Linked DNA regions of Homo sapiens: all the other regions are linked to region 3. A link is a contact called in ENCODE Hi-C or POLR2A ChIA-PET data. All regions are on one chromosome and are shown on one strand. Each heading gives the region's core, a stretch centred on a gene start or an enhancer-like site at or near the end of the contact. The rest is flanking DNA. Distances are from core to core; before and after follow the strand shown.

Region 1 (4,647 bases), core at 528-3,027, 120 kb before region 3:
GCCTAGGCCGGCTCCCCCACCTGGAATGCCATCCCTGCAAATGCCAGTCCTGCGGTTTGCGATGCCCGTGCTTCAGGGAACCCTTCCCTCATCCCACCTCCCCACCACCAGAGGCGGGGCCCCTCCTCCTCAGGCCTGTGGGTGGGGGAGAAGCCGCAGACAAGCTTCTGCTCAGCTGCATGGGTGCCCTGTGATCTTGGGCAAGTCCCTTCCCCACCCCAGAGCCTGAGTTCCCAGTGCTCCATCTGGAAAAGGCAACTCCACACCTCCTGCCTTCCTGGGTTCTCGCAACCGCCTTACTGTGATTGTCCCCATTTTGAGGCTGAGAAAAGAGAGGTTCAGAGAGGTTTAGTAAGTAGTCCAAGGTCACCCAGCTGGTTAGTAGGAGACTGGCTGAAACCCCAGTACCTATGCCTTCCCCTACTTCTGTTGCTGAGAACGGTCAGATCAGCCCAGGAGTCAGACAGACCTGTGCCGACTGCCCCTTGGGCAGAGTCAACTGGGCCCTCATTGTTTCTCGGCTCCCCCTTCATTGTTATTCTGACAGGGGCATGTGATTCACAAGAGCTCATTTGCTCCCAGCCCAGCCAGGGGTCCCTGAGCATCTGCCAACCCCTCTCTGGGCCTCAGCCTCCTCATCTGCAGGTGGAGAAGCGTATTCCTGCTCTCTTGACCCTACCTGCCATGCTAGGTGGTACTTGGGGTGGGAATAGATGCTTCCAGTTCTCAGCAGAGGAAACTGAGGCTCAGGAAGGCCAGGGCGGGGCTGGGATTCAAACCCATGCTTTGGACTTCGTGCCTGGCTTTGTCCATTGACCCCAGACTGCCTTCTGCCTCTAACTGGCAGGTGCAAACCAAGCCTGGGGGGTGCCATCCACCTTGTTAACCCCTTTACTAATCCGGGCTTTGGAGGGTTTATCAGAATAAGCATGAGGGCTGGGAGGGTTTGGGAAGGTGGTCTGGGGAGGGAAAGACTCACTGGGGACTTGGGGCTCCGTGGATCTTTCTGCCCAACTCCCAAGTTCATTTCATCTGTCAAATGGGCATACTATTACTGCCTGCTTTGTAGGTGTTGGTGAGGATGAAGAGGAGTTAGTGGTAAAATATGCCCAGTGCTGAGAATGGTGCCTGGCCTATCCACGCTTCATGTAAGCATTGGCTGGTTACCAGCATCGAGTGTTAGCATTATTTATTAATCATTGGCTTGGAATGACATCTGTTAGGCACCGGGGCTGTCTTTTTAGCAAAGACCTAGTTCACTGTTACAAGGACTTGGGGTTGACTCAGGGTATGGCAATGGCCTTGGCCTCTCCAAGCCTCAGTTTCTGCATCTGTGAAATGGAGATGATACCCCCAGCCTCCCTCACCCATCTTTTGCAAACATAGTCTCTAGCTGTTCCAAGCTGCCAGATGCCAGATCTGCTCAGAGGCCCACACAGGTCTCTCAGCTCATCTCTGACAGCGAGTCTCCACCCCAGGGCTCAGGGAGGCCCAGGAGGCCAGCTTCTCCAGGGTGGGTGGTGGGTACTATTAGACTTCAGTGCCTGGTTTCTCTAACTGCGGGGCTGGCTATGGCCAGGCTGATCCTCCATCTAGACTGAAAATACCCGTGCAAATCCCTCCTGTAAAATCCTCGGCCCCCTCCTGTGGGGCCTCCTGGGGACATGCCAGAGGCTAAAATAAGACCTGAAGTCAGCAGAGGCCTGTCCCCGGCTGCCACCTGATTCTACCAGTCCCTCAGGGACTTGGTGCTCCTGGCACAGACGGATTCTGAAATGACCGTCAGCAGGCAAGTGCCAGGCTGAGCCATCTCCAGTCCCTGAGGAGTTTTAGGATGCAGATTCCCTGGACTGACTCCATGAGGTAGAGTCAGTGGCTCGCAGTCGGGCCCAGGGAAACTGTGTTTTATAAAACTCTCAGGAGGTTGTGCTGACAGCTAGTGTTGGATGTCCATGTTCCACCGCCATTGATACTGACTTCTGTTTGCTTATTCATGCCTTTGTCTCCTTTTCAGTGGTGCTGGGAGCCTCTAAGGGCAGGGCTGGGTTTTCTGTCTGTCTGAGCAAATGCTGGGTGAAATGATGAATGAATGAATGAATGAATGAATGAATGAATGGACAAATGAATGAGTGGATAAGCAGCTCCCTGGAGAATTTTGGACCTTCCCTGCCACTGATGGGGGTGAGAGCTTTGGGGCTGATATTCCCCTGGATACCTGAGCTCAGTTTAGAGGTAGGAGGAGGCATTTTTTTCAGATTGCTTGGAGCCCTCTCCTCCAGGGAGCCGTCCCTGATGCCTTCCCCATCTGCTGTGCCCCACATCCCCTACTTTCCCACCCATCTCATGCCCTTCCCTTGTTTGTTTCCCTCTGCCCAGGACCCACCTTATGCCTGACTCAGGATGCTGTCAGTAACTGTTGAATGACCATGCAGATGAATGAATGAAGTATCTGTAAGACCAAATCTCTCCTTGGCTTTGCCTTCCAATAAAGGGAAGTCTTGGAAGAAGATGCCCCTCTCTTGCCACACTCTGCCTCCCCAACCGTTGTCTTTACTCCAGTCCTGCCACATTTTTCAAGTTCTCTCCATTTTCTCCAGCCACCAAGCCTTTGCACCTGCTGTTCCTTGTGCCTGAAACTCCCTCTGCCTTTGCTAATTCCTTCTTCTCCACATCTTTGCTTCAATGTTTTGGCTGTGAGTTGCCCTGATTGCTCCCCCAAAGCCCCATGTTCTCGCCAAAGCTGCCACCTTCCTTCCTACTTAAAGTGTGAGCTCTTTGATGCAGAGGCTGTATCGACTTCATTTCTGCTTCTCCAGCACCCAAGCCGGGAATGTTTGTTGAATTAATGCATAACCTTGTTAAAAAGCCTCAGCTGTGCTTTCTAAAAATATTGGTTCTAAATCCCAGCATGGCTGGGGGACCCAGGCTGAGGATCCCAGAGACGGGTGAGGCGTGGAGGGTACAGATGTGTCTCTAGGACAGGGCCTTTGACAGGTCCTGCCAGGCCTGGAAATGCTGTTCCATCGCCCAGGACCAGAGACCACTTTTCCACTGAGCAGTGGCTCTCTGGCCTGAGGCTGCACTGACATTCCCATCGCCAAGCTGTCCATCTCTCCCAGAGTTCACAGTGGAACTGAACTGGCTGGAAGTCAGGTAGTGAGGGGTGGAGAAGCAGAGGATGAGCCTGCTGTATGAAGCTCCAAAGGGAGGCTGAAGAGAGAGAGTTCTGGGCTGGGCCCCCACCTGCCCTTGAAACCTGGAGGAGCAGCACCCAGGAAAAGCTCTTGGTAACTTCTCAGGCCCATGTGAATGTCAGGGTTTATGATTATCATCAGGTGACAAGTTCTCATGGTCTGATCCATCTTTCTGAGTGATGGTGATGATGGTAGTATCTCCATTGATTGACAGCTCATGATTGCCTGGTCTAGGGCTGAATGCCGGGGAGGTGGAGAAAAATAATAACACACCGACCACACAGATTGAGTATCTTGAATGTGCTGGGCACTCTTTTGATTGCACTTTCTATATGACCTCATTTAAACCTCTTGAGAACCCAGTTTACCAATGAGGCAACTGAGACCAAGAGAGGCTAAGAGAGTCTCTTAAGGTCACAGAGCTGGGAACAGACAGAGGCAGGATTTGTCTCAGGGCCTCTGTGCCTCTGACCACGATAATATGTGGTGTCTGGGTTGGTCATAGCCCCTGCATTGAGGGGGCCAGGCACTCCCACACTAAACTCTCAAGCTCCTGCAGCTCTTTCGTTCCAACAGGTGCACGCATGCCTTCGTGTCTTCTCTCACACTTATTCAATCAACAAACATTTGTTGAGTACCTACTATGAGCCAGGACTGTTCTCGGCATTGGGCTATGGAAAAAAGTACCCCATGCAGAGGAGATGACTTTTGAGCTTAAGTTATACTCTGGTACGTGCCCGAAGGCAAAGACCAGGTAAATGCACTCACCGTATGTGTGTGTGTGTGTGTGTGTGTGTGTACTCGTGCAAAATCAGGGAAGCCTTCCTGGAGGAAGAGAAGTTGAAATCGGGACCTGAAGGAGGAATGGGAGAGAGAGGGAGCTGGTGAGGGTGCAGCGGCAGGGGGACAGGAGAAGCTCGCATGGGCCGGATGATTGGGTTCGTCCCACCCCCAGGCCTTTGCTTGGTGTGTTCCTCTGCCTGTGACACTTTTCCCTCTTCTTGATATCACTCCTGCTTCCTTTCCAAGTCTCAGGTGAGACATTGCCTCCTCCAGGAAGCCTTCCTGATGGTCCCTCGGCTGGGTCAGTGGCCTCCTCTAGGTCCCTACAACTCCCTGTGCCACCTGAATTGCTTACTAGGCTGTGAGTTCCCACAGGGCATGGCCGGGTCTGGCTCCCGTCAGTGCAAAGGGGGTGCCCAGTGAGTAACTGAATAAATGAGGGAGTGAGTGAAACTGCTCCCCACTCTGCTGTGCTGAGGGTGAAGCCTGCAGAGCCTGGTGCCTGCCCAAGGGATCCACAGACACAGCTCCCTTCTGCCCCCAAATGGCCCCACCCAGGGAATTCCCTCAGACCCAGCTGATGATCCCATGTGGACCCACATAGGACCGGGCAGGGGAATTGATCCCATCTTTCAGGGCCAGGCTTCATCCAGTGTGCCAACTGCTTTTG
Region 2 (4,617 bases), core at 742-3,241, 65 kb before region 3:
GACTGTTCCCGGGGATGGGGAGTCCCTGTGGGGACAGCCTGAATACTCGAATCAGACAGACTCAGGCTCACATTTGCCCTTTGCCTTGTCCTAGAGCTTCATCTCATCTCCAAGACCTCTCAGCTATAAAACAGCCCTTGTATCACTGAAGCCTCACCAGGCAGGGATTCTCCTGGCTTGTTTACTCTGGAATCTTCTGTGTCTTGAATCAAGTAAATGCTCAATAGCCATCTGTTGGAATTGTGAACTACAGAGCCGTTTGTGTGAACTACAGAGCTATTAAATGAGATAAAATGTGGTTAGGGCCTGTTACACAATCAGTGCTTCATAAATGATCCCTGCTGTATTCATATAAAGTGCTTGGAACAGTGGCTGGAAAATAATAATAATACAATTAATAGTAATTCAGGATATGATGATTAATTTTTTAGGCTTCTGATACAAGTTCCGCAATAACAGTCACTCCTCTGGGCATCTGTTATTTGCCAGGCATCTTGTCAGGTGCTTTTCAAGACATCTTCTCATTAGACCTTCGTCGTGGCCTTGGGGGGCACCTTTTATTATCCCTATTTCACTGACTAGGAAACTAAGGCTCATAGATGCCATGACTTACCCATAATTTTATTTTTTAGTTTTTCTAGAGACAGAATCTAGCTCTGTAGTCCAGGCTGGAGTGCTGGGGTGCAATCCTAGCTCACTGCAATCTCCAACTTCTGGGCTCTAGTGATCCTCCTGCCTCAGCCTCCTGAGTAGCCGGGACTGCAGGCACACATCATCACACCTGGCTATTTTTAAAATTTTTTGTAGAGATGCAGTCTCACTATGTTGCCCAGGCTGGTCTCAAATTCCTGGCCTCAAGTTATCCTCCTGCCTTGGTCTCCCAAAGTGCTGGGATTCCAGGCATGAGCCACTGTGCCAGGTCCTTACTTATAATATCAAAACCAAGAAGGAGAGAAGCCAGGGGTTGAGATTACCTTCTCTGTGGAATATCCCCCAGTCTCGGTCTTTCATGGCCACCTAGGTAGTTTTTGCCCCATTATTAACCCAACGTCATTCTTTAAATCCACTTTACACTAACTCACTTAAAAAAGATTTTAGCCTCAGCCTTAGCAACAATATCCATGACATCCCAAATTGGAAGTGATGATATTTTTAATACACATAAAAATAAATATTTGAGAATTAAAAACAAAAAGTTTTATGCCTGTGTACCACCATCTCCCAGCCACTGGGGTGTTTAAACCTCTTTTTGGGATTTACTGATCCAGTTCAACCATCTTATTTCATGGGTGGGGAAATGGGAGTGTCACACAGAAAAGTTCAGTGATTTGCCTAAAGCCACACAGCAAACACAGCTGAGACCTCCTGACTCCCGAGCCTGGGGCATTCCCTGCCCCTCAAACAAGTGTGTATGTCAGGAGAGGCGGAGCTCACCCAGGGGTAGGCCCTGCCTGAGTTTGGAAGGAGACCAGGCTCCGCTTCACAGACACCATCTCTGTTAACCCTCAGCGCACCTCTTAAGGAATGCCTTCTTGTTCCTATTTTAAAGTTGAAAGGACTGAGGCTCAGAGAGGTAGAGCAAGTCTCCAGAGGACACACAGTAAGGGGTGGAGCTGGGATTTGAACCCCAGATCTGGGTGCTGTGCATTGGAGAATGTCGCTAAGGACGCGCGGACTTGGTGGAAGGAACACCGCTGTCAGGGGTGACGGTGCGGAGGACACAGGTTGGCTGGGAGCCTTCAGTGTTGGGACCGAACGGCCTTCTTTTCCTCTTAGCCTGAAACATCTATGCTGCTGTACCTTTCCGCTTTCTGGAATAGATTTAGGTTGCAGAGGCCTTTGCTGCAGCTGACGTGCTGCGTATTTTTAACTTGGAGAAGAATGTCCTGGGCTTTCTGAGCCTCCCGCCAGCCGTACCTCCTTGGGACCAGGAATGCAGCCTGCTTCCTGCCTTCAGTAGCCTCTCATTTTCTCCCCAGCCCAGCAGCCCTGTCTTCTCAAGTCGAGACGGCTAAAGGTCTTGGGAATTTTCGTAAAACTCTTAAACCTGGCTGTGAGCCAAAGGGAAACAGCTCAGAGAAGGCTGACGCTGTCTGGGAGATGATAGAAATATGGCATTCCTGCGGCAGGCGATTCCTGAATTTACGGGGGGCGGCATGCAGGCCCATCAACAAGCAGCCGGCCCTGATGGCTGGATCTTTGCGGCACCCAGAGACGCAGCCGGCAGGAAAAGAAGCGGAATAATCGCAGCCAGTTATGCAGCTTTTGCTGTGGGCCAGTGTTCATTGGTCTTCATGGGTTAGCTCCCCAAAGCCTCATGAGCTGAATGGGGTGGGTGCTATTGTTAGTGACCCAGAGAGGTACACTAACTGGTTCAGGGTCACACAGCCAGGAAGTGGTGGGCCTGGAATTCAAGCTCAGTCTTTGCTGCTATACATCCCTGTTACATACACCTAGACACATCCACCTATCCATGTATGTACACACAAGCAAGCACGGACACAATACATGTGTGCATGCAAACACACAGACAACATACACACAAAGACATGGATGCAGCACAAGAACACATATGCATATGCAACATGCATGCACATACAACACACGATGGACACAGTGCTTACACGAACACACGTACACACACGTATACCATGTGTGTGCATGCACTGACTCATAGACACATTCCAAAACCTGAAGCCAAAGTGCTTACCTGGCTATCTGGAGCAGGGCCAGGACTCTGTCCCTCAGACCCTGGGAGCACCAGCTTCCTTCCTCCCTTCCCTCCCTTCCCACAGATGTTTGCTGTGGTTCCGGCCAACTAGCCAGATGTGCGCCACGGCCCAGGATGTCTCAGAGACCCAGAGGCTGAGGGGGTTGCCAGACTGCCCCCAGATGTCTCCGTGACACCATCCGGCCCCAGGCTAAGAGGAGCCAGACCCTTGAAAGGGACCCATTGCTCTGCAAGGTTGCTGGGCTCTCATGGTGCGGGGGGCAGTTTGCCACGAGAGCTGAATTTTGTGGTCCAAGCAGGAATTCTAAGGCTGAGTCCAGTTTGAAGCTACCACGAGACTGGGGGCTAGCCCTCTGCCCTTCCTGAGCCTTAGTTTCCACTGCGTGCAATGGGGACAGCCAGGCCAGGTTGGCCTCTCGAGGGTGTCTTGGGGACTGAACACATTTAAAATGGAAAGGAATCTTAAAGATATCTTTAGTTCTCAATTTGCTGATGGGGAAACTAAGGTTCGTATCACACTGAGAGTCAGTGGCAAAATTGAGCTTGGAAACCGGCTCCTACAAATCTTGGCTGGAAATGTCTCATATTTAACTTAACCAGCTTCTTCATCGGCAGCATGTAGCGGAACACAGGAATGAAAAGATTGTTCTGTCTTCTTGCTAGCAGGCCTGTTCTGACATTTCCTTTTTGCCCTAAGACATTTTTCTCTGGGGTTACTGATGAACAAAATGGAATTTTTTCTGAGACGCATCCAGTTGGTCCAAATACCAGTGCCCCCAAATATAACATTTACTTCTCCCAAACCCCGGGCTTTGGTCTGTTTCACCCCAGACTCCCCAGTCCAGATTTCAGAGGCTTGGGGTCAACGGCAAGGACATTGCATTATAGTGCCCCGTACTGATGCGACTATAGGCTGGGTTTGGGCTGTCTCTCTCTTCTCAGGGAGGTGGCAAGGAGGGAGAATGTCAGTGTCAGGAGTATGGGCTTCCGAGTGAGGCAGATGTGAGCTCAAATCCCCGCCAGGTCTCTCACCAGCTGAGTGACCTTGGGCATGTTTCTTAACCTCTCTGAGCCTCAGTTTTCTCATCTGTAAAATGGGGATGAACGTATGTCTTGAGGCTTAAATAAGATAACAGATGTGCAGTGCTCAGCAGGGCTGGCACGGGAAGTGCTTGGCAGTTAAGCTCATTTTCCAGACAGACAAAGGGACGAGTCCTAGGTAGGCCACCTTCAGAAGGTGAGCACTGGGCAGAACCCGGGGCCAGATGAGCCCACAGCTTGGCTCTGGCTGTAGGCCAGCCTCCTGGGTGACGTGTGACTTCATTTTTCCATGCTTTCCCTCTGGAAAAGACCTCAGCTTCTCTGCAGCCACCATGCTCGCCTATCCTAATTTCTCTTTGCAGACAAAGATCCCTGTAACTAGTTCCTGCACTACCTACTCAGTCTCAGCCCTATAAAAAGCTGACCGGAGCTGTTATTTTAAGGGCTGTCACTGCATTTCCCTTCGAGGGTCCCTGCTGGAACTGGCCTGCCGTTCCCATGGCTGGTGGCAGATCTCTGAGCTGGCTTTCAAGGACAAGGAATGGACAGAGAGTGGCGGCCACTGCCTGGGGATGGGGGCTAAATTCATGCTCTGAGGAAGAGCAGCCCCACCACCCTCAGCCCTTCCTCTACTTTCTCTCTTATTTTTCGGCAGCCGGAGTACCTACTCTATGCTCCGAGGACCTCCCGGGTAATCTTTTTACAGATGAGGAAGCCATGACTCAGAGAGGGACAGCGCTTTCTCCAAGGACACACAGCAGAAAAGTGCATGGTTCTCCTGGACTCCCGGCTCCAAACGCTTTTCCCGGCTGCCTCTTTTCTTCATCTGCTGCCTCTTCTCCCCT
Region 3 (4,442 bases), core at 1,596-4,095:
ACAGACCTGGCACCCTGCAGGTATCCAGGGAATTGTAGCAATCAGCTCAATGCTATTCTCCAGCTGGCTGTCCAGCTGTTAGGGCTGGAAGGTCCTTAGAGTGTCTCGGTCTCACTTTGCCCTTGGGGAAACTGAGGCTCAGAGTGGAGAGAACTTTGTTAGGGCCCAGAGAATTCATGACATTGCTGGGCCCCATCGGGGGATGTTGAAGAAGATGCTAACTGGAGTTTACACAATACTGTTTGCACTGCATTCTGTGCTTGGCTCTGCCATGTGAGATTTCATTTAATTCTGACAACATCCTGCGAGGTGTTTGCTATCATTTTCGCCATTTTATAGGGAAGGAAAATGAGACTTGGAGACCTCAAGTGGTTGGACATGCAATTCCTGCAGAAGGCCACCCGCAAATCTCTGGCTTTCTCTTCACTGGACAAAACCCATCAGAAGGTGACTGAGTGAGGATGATGTCATTAGAATCCACACTAAATGAAATGAAAAAGAAACTAAGTCATTCTAAAATGTCAGCACTTGAACTGTTATTGGCAACCGATAGCTTGGAACAGAGTTCACAGCCAGACGTATCAGGGTGGGCCTTGGTCATCATCTGTTTACATCAGAAATGATGCTGACATCCCCAGGGCCTCAGAGACACAAGGGGCTTAGGTCAGGTAAATTTGAGTGGAAGTTTTGTGGCAAGAGCAGGGGTCTGTGGATGGCAATGCAGGCTCTGAGATGGGCTTGCTGTGTGGCCTCAGGGGAGTCACTTGACTTCCCTGGGTCTCAATCTCATTTGTAAAATAAAAGGGTTTGGACCAGAAAATATGTAAGGTCCCTTCTGCTGCCTCATCTAAGACAGGGTATCGTATATGCTGGTTAAGAGTGGGCATTGGAATCTGGAAGACCTGGGATTAAGTCCTGATAAAAACTCTAGGCCCTAAGAGGCTTAGGAACAAACAAAGCAAACAAAAATCAACACAAAAAAAAATGGGGATGGGTGAGTAAGGGAGTAATAATATATTGGCCGAAGTGGTTGGTATTAGCTTCAGGAATGGATTGATCCAGATGCTTACACAGAACTCCCATGAGAGTATCCATTGGTTTCATTGGCTCTGACTGAACTATAGTACCTCCCAGAACCAGTCACTATGACTGAGAGAATTGTGGAAGCAACTAACCTAAGGCAATTATGACCCACATATTCTGTGTGGGTGAGATTAGAACAGGTCTTTCTGAAGGGATATAATGATACCCTCGGCTGAAGAAGAGGTGGATGGATGCTAGGGAGGTAAAAACATTCACTGCAGTGAGTGGTGGTCTGTCTGAGACTTCATTTTTCCATATGTAAAGTGGGGATAATTCTTACATTTGCCTTTTTATGGCTCACTTAAAATCAACTTACTCCTCCCAATTTTCCTGTCTCCTTGTAATTAGGCAGAGGGCATGTGACTTCCCAGCAAAGGGTGGTGCATGCATGATCAGGTGTGAGTTCTTTCTGCATTCTCTTCCCTCTATAGTGAACAGGATGCCGAGATAGTATTGAGATAGTAGAGCCATGAGATGGACTCAGATTGGATCACTGAGTCACAGCATGGAGCACAGCTACCCTGGAGAGTGACCAGGCTTCCATTAGACTTTGTTTGAGCAAGAAATGAACCTTTTTGTAGTAAGCCACTGAGGTGTTCAGACATACTTGTTATTAAGCATAGCCTAAGCTACCCCAGCTAAACCTTTATGTGACTTTCTTTGTTCATGGATGTCTTTCCATGCCTGACATGTAGACCTAGCTCATTCTTTTACATATCTGCATAATATTCCATAGTATGGTGACACCTTGACTTATTTAACCAGTCCCCTTTACATCATTCTTGCATTATTGGCAGATTTCATTATGACAAACAATGGTGTATAAACAATACCATTGTATTCTTATACTTCCTCATACATCTTTGTGCACGTTGAGTTTGTGCCAGTAGTATTGCTTGGTCAGGAGCGTGCACATTTAATACTGGTTTTTACTCCCACTAATAATTTTTGAGACAGCCTGTTTGCTCTACCTTTGTTAATGAAGAATATTATTGATGTTTCCATTTTTATCAGTGTGATAGACAGAACAGGGTGTCTTATGTTAATTTGGGTTTCATAGCAAGTTTTTGGTCAGGTTGGATTTTTCAGACATCCTGCCAGCTTCACCCTACTTGTTCCAGAGAAAAAGACTGGGCTGACACTGCAAAGAGAAAGAGAGAGATACATACAGGTGACAAGATGATGAGGCAGAGACTGGGAAGAGAGAGAGAGAGAGAGAGAGAGAGAGAGAGAGAGAGAGAGAGAGAGAAAGAAAGGAAGGCACCCAGTCCCCTGTTTCTCTCCAGATTCACACACCAGCCCCCTGTCAGTCTTACTCAAGCAGGGCTCAGATCCTGAAGTGGGACCCCCATCACCTCTGTGGCCAATAGCGGGGGGGCCAGCCAACATCTGGGTTTGCACTGGGACAGGGGAGGGTTGTTGGCTCAGTTCCTCTTGGCCTGAAGCCACGAGCCTAGCTTGTTTGTATAGTCCTTCAGGCTTCTTCTCCATATCTTGGTGTTTTTGGCTCTAAGCTAGCTCCCTCCCAGCCAGGGGAGGAGATAATTCCACTCGATCTGGGCCTCTGAGGCACTGGGAAGGACGTCAGGAAATAGCAGGAGCATTACGCACCTCTCTACCCTCCACCGTCCAATCTCATTTTCATAATGTGTGGAAAAGGAACGGGGTTGCAGAGGGAGGCTTGAACACTTGGAGTTGCTTCCTGTTTTCTCTCGAATCAGTCCTTTTCCCCAAGACGCCGCTGCTGGGCCTGTTGAACCCTGCCTTCTGGTAGGTGTGTGCGTCGCATGTCTATGCATGCCCATGCAGATGTGTGTGTGTACATGTGGGTTACGTACTCAACGAGCCAATCAACAAACAGACCTAGGAGAACCCTGGAGAGGGACTCCTTCTTTCCTTGAACATGCTCTTTACTCTTGCAACCTCCCAAGAAAGAAAAAAAGGAGTTAGCTTACGTGCCTCTTCTTCCAAAGGTCAGTCACCAATAGTAGTTTCCTAAGGTGTCTGGGTAAAGCCTTCCCAGATGCCACAGGGACCTTCTTTGTCATATTCACATCTACACCTACCATGTTGAGTCCAAGACTCAGTACATAGTAAGAATGAATCCATTAATCAGGGCTAACACTTTAATTATAGAACAGAGAACAATATGGTCCAGAGAGGACAAGGACTTGCCCCAAATCATGGAGTATGTCAACGGCAAGGCAAAAAAGTGGAACCCAATGTTCCTGACACTTAGTACAGTTTTATTTTATGTCATTATGCAAGATGCTCAAAGAAACTGACTATTACTGATCTCTGACTTTATAGTTTTAACTTCTTTGGAACAACCTATGAAGGAGGAATATTCGCCATGTTACTGATGGAGAAACAGGTTCAGGGAGGTTTGAGCTGGCTCCAGGTGGAGGACCCAGAATTTGTCTTGAAGTGGCTTCTTCCAAAGCTTGATGCCTGTGTTCGGTAGCACACAGAGGGCTGGTGGGGGCAGAGCCTTACCCAGCCTTGATCAGAACCTCTGAATAGGACTCTCTCACTGTTTAGGGTCTTTTAGAGAAAGAGATCAATGGCGTTCAACTGAAGCAGACTTAAAATCTACTCCTTTGGGAAGTTTTCTCTTAAGTGCAGTCTACTTTTTTCCAGAGCTCACAGAAAGTCCTCGTGCTGATCCTGGGAGAGCAACCAGCCCATGGGGGTCTGGACAGTGAAAAGCCCTTTCTGTCTAGGTATCAACAACAATTTCCAGTAGAGCCCTGGTGGGGCTGATGTGGCCCCATTGTTGGAAAACAGGGGAAATGTGAAGAGGATCACAGAGTTACTGGTGGCTTGAAGTGTGGGGCACCCATTGCAGCCACCTTGAGGACCAAACCTGCTCTGAATCTCCCATTCTCGCATCCTTCCTGTGTGACACCCACATCCATGCACACATACACAATGGGCACACACACAGCCACTCACACGCGCATGCCCTCTCCCATATCTGTGCACACACGTGAATATACACACACCCCTAAGTTCCTACAGTAGACTGGAAGACTTTGGAATCTGAAACCTTGTCTTCACCTCTCTGTGGGGTTGCTTGGTGACCTCACCAATACCCAGCTGCTTTCATCTATAAAAGGGGGTAAAATTCCCAGGGATGAGTTGAGGATACAGTGTAATATGCCCGTCTGCTCCTTAGTATTTGCTGAAGTCATTATGTGACCGTGTTGCTCTGGGCTGCTGCCCCACCTCTCGCTTTCCTCAGTAGAGCCTACTGCATCCCTTTCTCTTAGGACAGTTGCCTAGTGCACATTCCTCCAGGTGACATCTGATTGGTTCAGTTACTTCTTTCCACCTGTAAGTCCCTGGCTAATGAGTGG

What was found. A loop is a pair of places that touch in the nucleus more often than their neighbours do. ChIA-PET counts read pairs that join two places held with the same protein, here RNA polymerase II (POLR2A). Pooled maps may share reads with other maps.
Region 1: a map of gastrocnemius medialis shows a loop between it and region 3 (6-fold over the local background). The contact joins two enhancer-like sites. A Hi-C loop is called at or near these places in 3 of 168 maps with a recorded cell type or tissue (gastrocnemius medialis and psoas muscle) and 2 of 50 pooled maps. POLR2A ChIA-PET finds 5 or more read pairs at or near these places in 1 of 52 experiments (BJ).
Region 2: a loop to region 3 is called in a map of heart right ventricle, with 7 times the contacts of the local background. The contact joins two enhancer-like sites. A Hi-C loop is called at or near these places in 10 of 168 maps with a recorded cell type or tissue (Right ventricle myocardium inferior, cardiac septum, endothelial cell of hepatic sinusoid and 4 more) and 6 of 50 pooled maps.

What each region holds. Positions count from the first base shown.
Region 1 is chr22:27,634,386-27,639,032 of GRCh38, reverse strand. No RefSeq gene overlaps it. Among named protein-coding and RNA genes, the nearest start is that of CPMER, 78 kb to the left of the region's middle. RefSeq lists enhancers at 1-101, 102-906, 1,119-1,619, 4,540-4,647. Within about 2 kb of position 1,777, at least 6 of the 41 ENCODE cell types and tissues checked have a DNase peak (open chromatin) inside an H3K27ac peak, as active enhancers do.
Region 2 is chr22:27,574,750-27,579,366 of GRCh38, reverse strand. No RefSeq gene overlaps it. Among named protein-coding and RNA genes, the nearest start is that of CPMER, 140 kb to the left of the region's middle. RefSeq lists enhancers at 2,427-2,927, 2,928-3,428. Within about 2 kb of position 1,991, at least 4 of the 41 ENCODE cell types and tissues checked have a DNase peak (open chromatin) inside an H3K27ac peak, as active enhancers do; they include heart left ventricle and heart right ventricle, where a contact is called at or near this core.
Region 3 is chr22:27,510,759-27,515,200 of GRCh38, reverse strand. All of the region lies in intron 1 of LOC105372981 (a long non-coding RNA gene), which reads left to right. Among named protein-coding and RNA genes, the nearest start is that of CPMER, 200 kb to the left of the region's middle. Within about 2 kb of position 2,845, at least 13 of the 41 ENCODE cell types and tissues checked have a DNase peak (open chromatin) inside an H3K27ac peak, as active enhancers do; they include heart left ventricle and heart right ventricle, where a contact is called at or near this core.